2 separate regions of the Mus musculus genome follow, and region 1 is linked to region 2. A link is a contact called in ENCODE Hi-C or POLR2A ChIA-PET data. All regions are on one chromosome and are shown on one strand. Each heading gives the region's core, a stretch centred on a gene start or an enhancer-like site at or near the end of the contact. The rest is flanking DNA. Distances are from core to core; before and after follow the strand shown. Region 1 holds the start of Slc29a3 (solute carrier family 29 (nucleoside transporters), member 3). Region 2 holds the start of Psap (prosaposin).

Region 1 (4,822 bases), core at 2,041-4,540, 480 kb before region 2:
TGTTCTATATACATCCCATTTAGGACTGCACACTCCACAGTCTCATTCTCTACATGGGCTAGTCATGGGGAAAGGCCATGTAGTTAAAAAAAAAAAAAAAAAAAAGATCCCAGGTATAATGAACGCTGTTTATTGTCAACCACACAGAAGTTAGAAGCACAGCAAATGGGCCTCCAGCCATGTCTGTGATGCAATATTTAAACTACACTGATTGAAGTGGGGGGACCCAGCCCATGATGGGTGGCACCATTCCCTACTCAGGGAAATCTTGAACTGTATAAGGATGAAGAAAGCTAGCTGAGCACATGCGTGCACTACTCTCTGCTGACTTCAGATGGAATGTAACCTGCTGCTGCTGGCTCTTGCTGCCTTGATTTCCCTGCCAAGATGGGCAGGAAATAGAATTGTGGCCTAACCCCTTTCTCCCTTAAAGTGCTTTGTCCATGGTATTTGATCACAGGAACAGAAAAGTAAACTAAGACATCCAGTAAGGGCAGAAAAGGGAGAGCAGGCAGACCTACAGTCTTGGAAAGTGAGGACCCAAATACTTTTTATGGGCCCACTCAACCTGAATTCCCCAAAACTGCCTAAGTATTTTGTTAACTGGACACAATCTGTAGTCATCTGAAAAAAACCCTCTTCCATCAGATTGGTCTGTAGGCAAATCTATGGGGCATTTTCTTAACTAGTGATTGACCCACTGGGGATAGTGTCGTGTGTTGCAGGATACTTGATCACACTGTGAACCCCGAGATTGTGTGGTTTACTGGAAAAATCTGTTTCTAGTTGTGGTGTGACTCAGCCTTAGTACACACCTTTAATCCCTCTGGCTGGAATGCAGACATGCCCTTAGTACACACCTTTAATCCCTCTGGCTGGAATGCAGACATGCCCTTAGTACACACCTTTAATCCAAAACAATGAAGGTAAAGTTAGTTTGGAGAAGGTAGCACCCATGTTTGAAAGTGATATCTTATTGAGTGGCAGACAAAGTGATGAATCAGAGAAAGATTTGACAGAATAGGATCTGCCCAACTCTCACAAGAACAGAGAGAAAAGAGAGGCTACTTAAGAGAGAGCAATGCAGAGAGGAAGAGGGGAGGAAGACAGTCCTTACTGGGACAGTTGTCCAGAGACAGGTTGCAGAGGGAAAACAAGCCAGACACAGGTGAAGACAGAAGGAACCAGAGAATGAGAGGGAGCCCAAGGACCAGAACAGATTGCTGAAGTTAGTATGAGCCTGAGCAGAGCAATTCAGGAGAAGCCTAGAAAAGCCAGATTGAGTCAGTCAGTGTAGAGAGGACTTTGAGCCAGAATAGCTGAGTTGAACCAGACAGCCAGAACTCAGAAAAAAAAACTAGGAAAGGGTGAGCTTGAAATTCAGCAGTCTCAGAGGCTGTAAACATTCTAGGCCTAGGTAAGATTGTACAGAGGCTAGAAGCTTCCAAGACTAGGCCTAGGTTAGCAGACAGAGGCAGTAAACCTCTGAGACAACAATTACATTAGGCCAATGAAAGGTACTTTTATAGCTATGCCTTGTAGGTGGCCCTGGCTTGTATTAAAGCAAACCAGAGGGCAACTTTACTCCACGGCTTCTGTCTCAGTTCCTGCCTCCAGGAGTTCCCTAACTCCTGAGTTTCTACCACCGAGAGATCAAGTCCTGTAAGCCTCAGTTTCTTCCTGGTGTCTGCTTTAATTCTTGCTTCCAGCTTCCTATCTTCAGTTTTGGCTCCGATTCCCCTCAGTGGAGTTCTAAGATGAAATTAACCCTTTCCGTCCCAAGTCAGTTTTACTCCGGGGTTTTATCACAGCAAAGGACACAGGGAGACAAGGAGAACCGCCCAGGCTACCTTCTTGTTTGCTGTGCTTTTTCTGATCCTGAGGTAACCTTTGCCTCCTCTGTGCCCTGTAGGGAGTGTGCCCACGGCTTGGAGCATGCTAGCTTCTGCTCTCCCACAGAGCCGAATTCCAGACCTCACGTGTTCCCCTTGCAGTTGAGGCTGGTATTTAGGCCATGTTTTGAGATTTACTCATTTCTCTGAGCCTCACCCACGTGTGTATGTGGGTATGCATGTCTGATGTGTGTGCATATGTACATGTGTGCATGGGTGCATGTATACATATATGTGAGTGTGTCTAAAAGTGTGCATGTGTATGTGTGTGAGTGGGCAAGTGTGTGTGTGTCTGTGTTACACATTATTAAAAGCCTGTTGTTTTTCTTCTGTGTTTGATATTAGGGATCCTTTGCCAACTAGGAACCATGATGGGTAGAGAAAATTCTATTTTTTCCCCCTTCACACTTATGAAAAGAAGCCTACTAAGCTTTGGCATCAGTAAGTCCCCAGCTGGTCTCTGGGACTGGCCCACACCAGCCTTGCTTGTGCCCACGTTTTCTCTGGTCTAGCGCAGGACATCAGCCAACTCCTACTCTGCCTCTTTCTTTTCCCCTCCTGTCCTTACCTCCTCTCCTCAGGTGATCTGTAAGGACAGCGCAGGCATGTATACTCCAACCCTAACGCCGCCAGGGTCTCAAGTAACCTGGGCTGACCACTATGTAGCTAAGGTGAGCCTAAACCCCAGAGCCTCCCAAGTGCGGGTGGTAGGTGACACCTACACGTCCCCTGCAGGGCAGCGGAGGAAGTCACCCCCCAGTGGTAAGGGATTGGGTAGAAAGGAAGCCCAAACTTCTGCCACTCTTGGGTGTTTCCTTAGGTTCCCCACTTTTCTCTCTCTCTCTCAAAAAGAAAACAAAAACAAAGCACATCGGTTCCGTAACCCCCACTCTGCACTCGGAGCTGTACAGGAGCCATCTTCAGCTCTCTCCTGAACTTTGATCTCAGAGTCTCCCAAAAGTTTCTCTTCTGCAGATGTGGCATCTGGATTGCCCCTCCAACACAAATCTGCTCACTCTGGCCTCGCTCACTGCCACCAAATAGCTTCAAGCTCTCTCTGCGGCTCTCCACCTAGGCTGGGAGGCCAAGTTCATCTTGCTGGTACATCCTGCTCTGGAAGTATTGAGGGGGAGCAGGGGGCTGTGGGGCACCCTAGGGAATGAGGCGGTGGATACCAATAGGGAGTCAGGCAGGACCTGTTCCAAAGCCACACTTTTTTCACTTTGCAATTGGACGCCTGCAGTTACTGCCGTAGGCCAGGAAGAGGCGCGCGTGGGGGCGGGGCCAGAGGGAGGAGTCGGCAAACCCGGAAGCGCTGAACGGGGCGTGGTGAGCTGAGAAAAGGAGGGCGGGGCTGGGAGGACAAGGGCGGAGCCCGGCCTGGCTGAGCTCTGGTCACAGTGGCCCAGCGCCTTGGACCTGGTGGAGGTAGCAGCGGCAGCGACAGTAAGTGCGGGTGCAGCGGCCCCCATGCTTGGCTGGGTCTTCCCTTCCCGAGGCTGAGCCTGGCCTCTCCTCCACACTCTTCTCTGGTCCCGCGTGTGGGGACAGGTCGGCCCGAAAGATCCAGAAGGCTTTGCGGGTCCGGATCGGATGCCACAGCTGCCTCTGCAGCGAGGACTTGTCTTAGCCTACTGCCAGGCTCGCTCTTGGACCCCAGCCTGTGTCCACAGGAGCCATCGTGGCACACGGGCTGGCCAGACATGTTCTCAGTCCCCAGACTCCTACCCTTTCCAGCTCTGACTGGTCCTTACCCCAGGACCCCAGTCAGAGGCAGGGACAGCTTGGCCCCGGGAGGTTCTCCGCCTCCTCTCCTTTCTTTGTCTTTCTCTATTCATCCAAAGCCACAGCTACCTTTTATAAAGAGTAATAAGGCGTTGCTCAGTCCACTGCACCGCCCGTGACCTGGTTAGAGAAGATCCCTGGCAACTTCAGATGCTTGGTCAAGGCTGAGTAGTCCTTGATGAATAGACACAGTAGCTGAGAAGGGACTTCAGACCTGTGTGGGTCTGGGTGACCCACACTGAGCCGCTGAGCCGTGCGCCCACCCTCCTAGCCTGAACTTCTGGAAATGGAACAGGTCCTTGCCAGTTCTCTGATGCTTCATGATTATCTTTCACACTAAAAAAGAAAATACGTGTACATATGTGTGCCTTTGTGTGGGTATGTGCAGTTCTTTCAGGTGCCCACAAAAGCTACAGGAGGGCATAGAATTCCCTGGAACAGGAGTTAAAAGTAGCTGAGCTACTTGACTAGGGTGCTGGGAACTGAACACGGGTCATTTGAAAGAACAGCAAGCGCTCTTCACTGCTGAAACATTTCTCTAGATTCTGTTTATATTTAAAAAACAAACAATAATTTAAAGCACGTTTGCATGGATGGCCCTGTCTAGGTCCTTGCATGGTCCTCTTTGGTCTTTGTGTGAATTAAGGCTGTAGAGGGGTCTGCTCAGCTTGCTAGGACACTGTAGAACCTCTGGCCTGCCTGAGCCAGGGCTCCGCTGCAATAGTCAGGGATCTGTTTATCCAGCAGTGCTGATGAGGGGCATTCCCCTTGTTTGTCTCTGCTCATAGCTTCTTGCTGCAGGAAGCCTTCAAGAGGGAGGGCTATGGGGACTTGGAACCAGCAGATGGAGTCACATTCCCAGATTATCCCTGGGGGTTGGGGGAGGGAGATGAGGTTAGGGAAACCCCCCCCCCCCCCCAGGGCATCCAGACAGCGTGACTGTATCATCCATGCCCCTGTGACCTAGGCAAGTGGCTTGAACTTTCTGAGCCTCATATTCCTCCGGACCTAATACCCGGCTGTCATGGCTCACTCACTGGGTGTCGCTGGCACTCTGAAGTCCTGGAGTGGTTTCTTTGTGAAATAGGGTCTCACTTAGTCCAGGTTAGCCCTTAAACTCGATATGTAGCAGGGCTGACCTTGAA
Region 2 (4,627 bases), core at 1,267-3,766:
GCGAGTGGCCACACCCTCCCCTAGCACTGTGGGGGCGGGCATAGAAGGATGCCTGGGACTTGCTGGCATGTCTCCCAGGCTCAGTGAGAGGTCTGGTCTCAAGGGAGTACAGAAAAGTGTAATGGAGCATGCGTGGTGGCCTCCTCCAGCCTTTGAGAGGCGTGCATACCCCACACTGCACAGACAGACACAGAAAACACAAAACTGAGAAGCTAGGCATGGGGGCTCACGTCTGTAATCTCAGGACTCCCCTATGTGACACAGGAGGATTGTGTTCCATGGTTAACCTATGCTGCACAGAGGCCAACCTGCCTAGGGTACAAGCAGGAACCTGTCTTTAAAAAAAAAAAAAAAAAAAAAAAAAAAAAAAAAAGAGCACTACCTTTTGCTAAACAGGATTAACTTGGCAGGTGAAACTGGGGGTTCCTGTTGCTGTTTATAACTTAAGCAGGCTAGGCTACAAACTCATGTGCTAAAACATCTCAAGAGAACACACTGCCTCAGAGTGCACAGACCTCAGTCAGAGGTTAGCCACGGCCCCAATGACAGCAGCCCTGCCGTCTCAGCCTCATGGAGAGCATCTGCCCCATGCCGGCAGCACCTTGCCACCTCTCTAAGCTCGGCTGGCCAACTCTGACCCACTTGTTCCCACTGGAGCAATCCCCCAACTGCATGTCCTGGCACTGCACTAAGATATGGCACTTCGTTTCCTGCAAGCAGGCAAGACTCAGCATGGAGTCGGGGGGCTACCACTGCAGGCAGCAAATGATGTCCCCTGCTGGTTAGGCTTGTGTGTGTGTGTGTGTGTGTGTGTGTGTGTGTGGTGGGGTGCACGCACATCTACATTTGTTTCTGGAGATCAAAAGAAAACCCACCGGAGTCAGAGCTCTCCCTCTACCATGGGGCCTGAAAATGGGCAGAGGTTAAACTGGCCTTTCATTCTTTTGGCATTCTTTGTTTTCTGTCTAGGTGGGAAAGGCAGTCAGGCTGGAGGGCTGGAGAGTAACCAAAACCAAGTGTCTGTACCTCCAGGGCTTTGTGAAGACTAGACGGGACCTGGAACATTCTAAGCACCCAGAACATCATTAAAAGGCAAGCTATGAGTGGCACCCTGAACTACAGTAGTGCCACACTGAGCCCATAAGTCCTAAGAGCCTCAGGGAGCACACGTGGTTTGCAGTCATCATAGACAACCAACAACTCAATGGTGGACAGTCAAGACAAGCTACCATTCTTCAGTATGACCTTGACGTGAGGCACAGAGCCTGGAGTTTTAGACCAAGGCCATCAGGGTCCTCCCATCTACCTAAGAAGGAAGAAGGAACCCAGTTAACTAGACTGGCAGTCAAATGAACTACATGTGTATTAGAAATAATTTTTCCAAGGAAACAGGTAAGGGGTATAGTGTGACTCAGTAGAGGATGTTCGTTTACCGTGTGTTACGATCCAAGTTCAATGGCCCATACTACAGAGAGAGAGAAAAAGAAGTCTGGTTTTGGTGGTGTGGGTGAATCAGAACTCACGAGTTATGTATGACACAGAGCAAGCAGGACCAAGTGCGTTTCTTTTCATTTTTCTTGCACAAAAAAAAAAAAAAAAAAAATCTCATACACAGTCCAGACTAGCCTTGAGCTTTCTGTGTAGCACAGGCTGACCTCAAATTCAAAATCCTCCTACCTATGCCTTCCAAGTGTGAGTCCCCTGGCGCTGCCTTGCCAACCTGCAGTGCTTTTAAGAAAAATCATTTTAGAAACACTTGCTATAAAATAAAGGCTGGCCAATGGCTTTGCCAGATCAAACAAAAAAATTAAGAGTTCCAATGCAATCGGGACTACACAATTCCCTCCAAGACCTACTACGCTCCTGAGTTCACACAGAAGCCAAAAAAATCACCCCCCGGCCCGGGGCAGACACAAAGACGCTTCCTGCAACTCCCATACGAGTGCAGTCTGGGACAGAGGTCACGGGCCGACCTGACCTGCAGGATGGGGCTTCAAGGCCATGTCTATCACCTACACCAGGATAGAGTCAACACAGCGACGGAAGAGGTCATCGAGTGACCTCTCCCAACCTCCATCCCAGGGAGAACCGCAGTCACCCGCAAGGCCTTGCACAAGGCCTGCACACACAGGACAAGACGTCTCTCCCACCTCCCAGTGGTCCCCCAGTGCAGAGAATCTGGAACAGGTCCCCCTCCGCCACCAGCCCCGATCTGCGCCTGCGCACAGCGAGGCCTGCCTAAGCGCGCCCCGGGAAGCGAGCGGAGGGCGAGGCCGGTACCGCAGGACTGCCCGGTTCCCGGGACCCAGGGGACGCTATAGCGTTCTTCTCTACCAGACCAGGGGACCCTTCTAAGCTCACCGGTGGCCAGAAGGCTGGCGAAGAGGGCGAGGGCGTACATGGCGCCGCTTCACTTCGCAGGCTGCAATGCAGAACGTCAGCTGACCAGACGAATATAAATCTACCCCCCAACCTCGCCGCAGACGCCAGTGCGCAGGCGCGGGCCCCGCCCAAACTGGGCGCAGCTTGACTCAGCGTCGCGCAGCGCGCCTGCGGGGAGGGAGGGTGCGAAGAGGAGCAGGCTGAAAACGCCCAGGGAAGGTGGCGGGAAGGCGCGGGTGGTGGTAATAAAAGAAAACCATATCTGGTGATTAAATCAAGGTCAGGCGCCGAACGGTATCTAACGCCTCTCTTTACCTTTGCAATGTGAGGAATCCAGCCCAGGGCTGGTACCAAGCCCTGAACTGCATCTTGTGCTCCCCCACCCCACCCCACCCCTGAGCCCCAGCATCTTTTAAGTATTACTATTTGTTTTTGAGATGCCGAGTCACTATGGCCTTGCTGGTCGACAATTCAGTGTCGCAGCAGACCTGGAACTCTCAACCTTCTGCCTCAACCCCTTGGAGAATGGTTGGGGGTTGGGGGGCGGGAGCAGGGATTTTTGTTTGCAGTCGCCGGTATTGAACCCAAGGCATTATACTTGATATCAAGTGTTGTACCTCCAAGCTGCACACCACCATTCCCCCCACCCTCCCAGCTCACTCCTTACTTTATTTTTGAAAGAGGGTGTCACCAAATTCCCCAGAAAGTCTCTGAACATGTAATTCTTCTGCCTGACCCTTGTACAGTGGTAGTTAGGGGTTTTTTGTTTGGTTGGTTGGTTGGTTTGGTTTGGTTTGGTTTTTGGTTTTTCGAGACAGGGTTTCTCTGTGTAGCCCTGGCTGTCCTGGAACTCACTTTGTAGACCAGGCTGGTCTCGAACTCAGAAATCTGCCTGATTCTGCCTCCCGAGTGCTGCTGGGATTAAAGGTGTGTGCCACCACGCCTGGCGGTGATTAGTTTTTTTGGTTAGTTTTTTTGTTCGTTTGTTTGTTTGTTTGTTTTGGTTTTTCGAGACAGGGTTTCTCTGTATAGCCCTGGCTGTCCTGGAACTCACTTTGTAGACTAGGCTGGCCTCGAACTCAGAAATCTGTCTGCCTGCTGGGATTAAAGGCGTGGGCCACCACGCCCGGCTAGTGGTTAGTTTTTTAAGACAGGGTTTCCTGTAGCCCAAAGAGGCTGACAACTGGCTGTGCAGCTGAGGATTCGTGTATCTCAGGCAGTCCTCGAACTTCAGTCACTTCCAAATCCTGATCTGCCTGCCTGTGCTACCATACATGTTCTGTTTGGTTCTAGGAACCAAACCCAGGCCTTCAACTCATGTCGGGCAATGACTCTACCAACTGAGTGGCATCTCCAGCCCCCATTTATTGTGATTCGTGCCGTGCTAACAGATGAGACTCAAGCACAAACAGGTTACAGATTTGCCTACATCTTTACACTCAGGATTCAAATTCACAGGCTGCCATTCTGCAGTTGTCAATCAATACAAACTCAGAAAACGGCAAACGAGAGACGCCTTTATTTGTGATCTTGGGAACTGCAGACTGCAAGATAGACTCAGAGGTCTCTGAATCAGTGTTGGTGAGAAGGCAGGGAGAATGGAAGTCTGAGTGTGTAAGCAGAAAAAAAAGAGGAAAAAAAAAACAATAAAAATGTATTTTAGGCAACTTGTGTTGCTTGGAGAAAGAACAGATGCTGTGTAATAGACTCGTGACGGATGGAAGATAAAGACAAGCATGCATGCCCACGCTTCTAGTCCTAGCATGGGGGAGGCAGAGGCAGGAGGATCTCTAGGGCCCCTAAGCCACATAGTAAGACTCTGTCTCAAAAAAAAAAAAAAAAAAACAGTAAAATAACATTTCAAAAATTGGTTCTGGGGGCTGGAGAGATGGCTCAGTGGTTGAAGGCACCAAGTGCTCTTCCAGAGGTCCCAAGTTCAAATCTCAGCACCCACAGGACAGTTCACGACTTTCTGTAACTCCAGGATCTCTCACATAGACATGCATACAGACAACACACCAATGCACATAAAATAAAGGTAAATGTATTTTTAAAAATAAATAAATAAAATAAATTGGTTCTAGCCGGGTGTAGTGGCTCATGCCTTTAATCCCAGCACTTGGGAGGCAAAGGCAGGCAGATTTCTGAGTTCAAGGCCAGCCTGGTCTTCAAAGTTAGTTCCAGGACAGCCAGGGCTATACAGAGAAACCCTGCCTCGAAAAAACCAATAAATAAATAAACAACT

What was found. A loop is a pair of places that touch in the nucleus more often than their neighbours do. ChIA-PET counts read pairs that join two places held with the same protein, here RNA polymerase II (POLR2A).
Region 1: POLR2A ChIA-PET joins it to region 2 with 10 read pairs in Patski. The contact joins the promoter of Slc29a3 here to the promoter of Psap in region 2. A Hi-C loop is called at or near these places in 1 of 37 maps with a recorded cell type or tissue (v-Abl transformed pro-B cells). POLR2A ChIA-PET finds 5 or more read pairs at or near these places in 1 of 5 experiments (Patski).

What each region holds. Positions count from the first base shown.
Region 1 is chr10:60,751,250-60,756,071 of GRCm38, reverse strand. Slc29a3 (solute carrier family 29 (nucleoside transporters), member 3) reads left to right here and starts at 3,290. Exons shown (of 6, transcript NM_023596.3): 1 at 3,290-3,338. The coding sequence starts at 3,338.
Region 2 is chr10:60,275,517-60,280,143 of GRCm38, reverse strand. Psap (prosaposin) reads right to left here and starts at 2,516. Exons shown (of 15, transcript NM_011179.3): 1 at 2,362-2,516. The coding sequence starts at 2,401.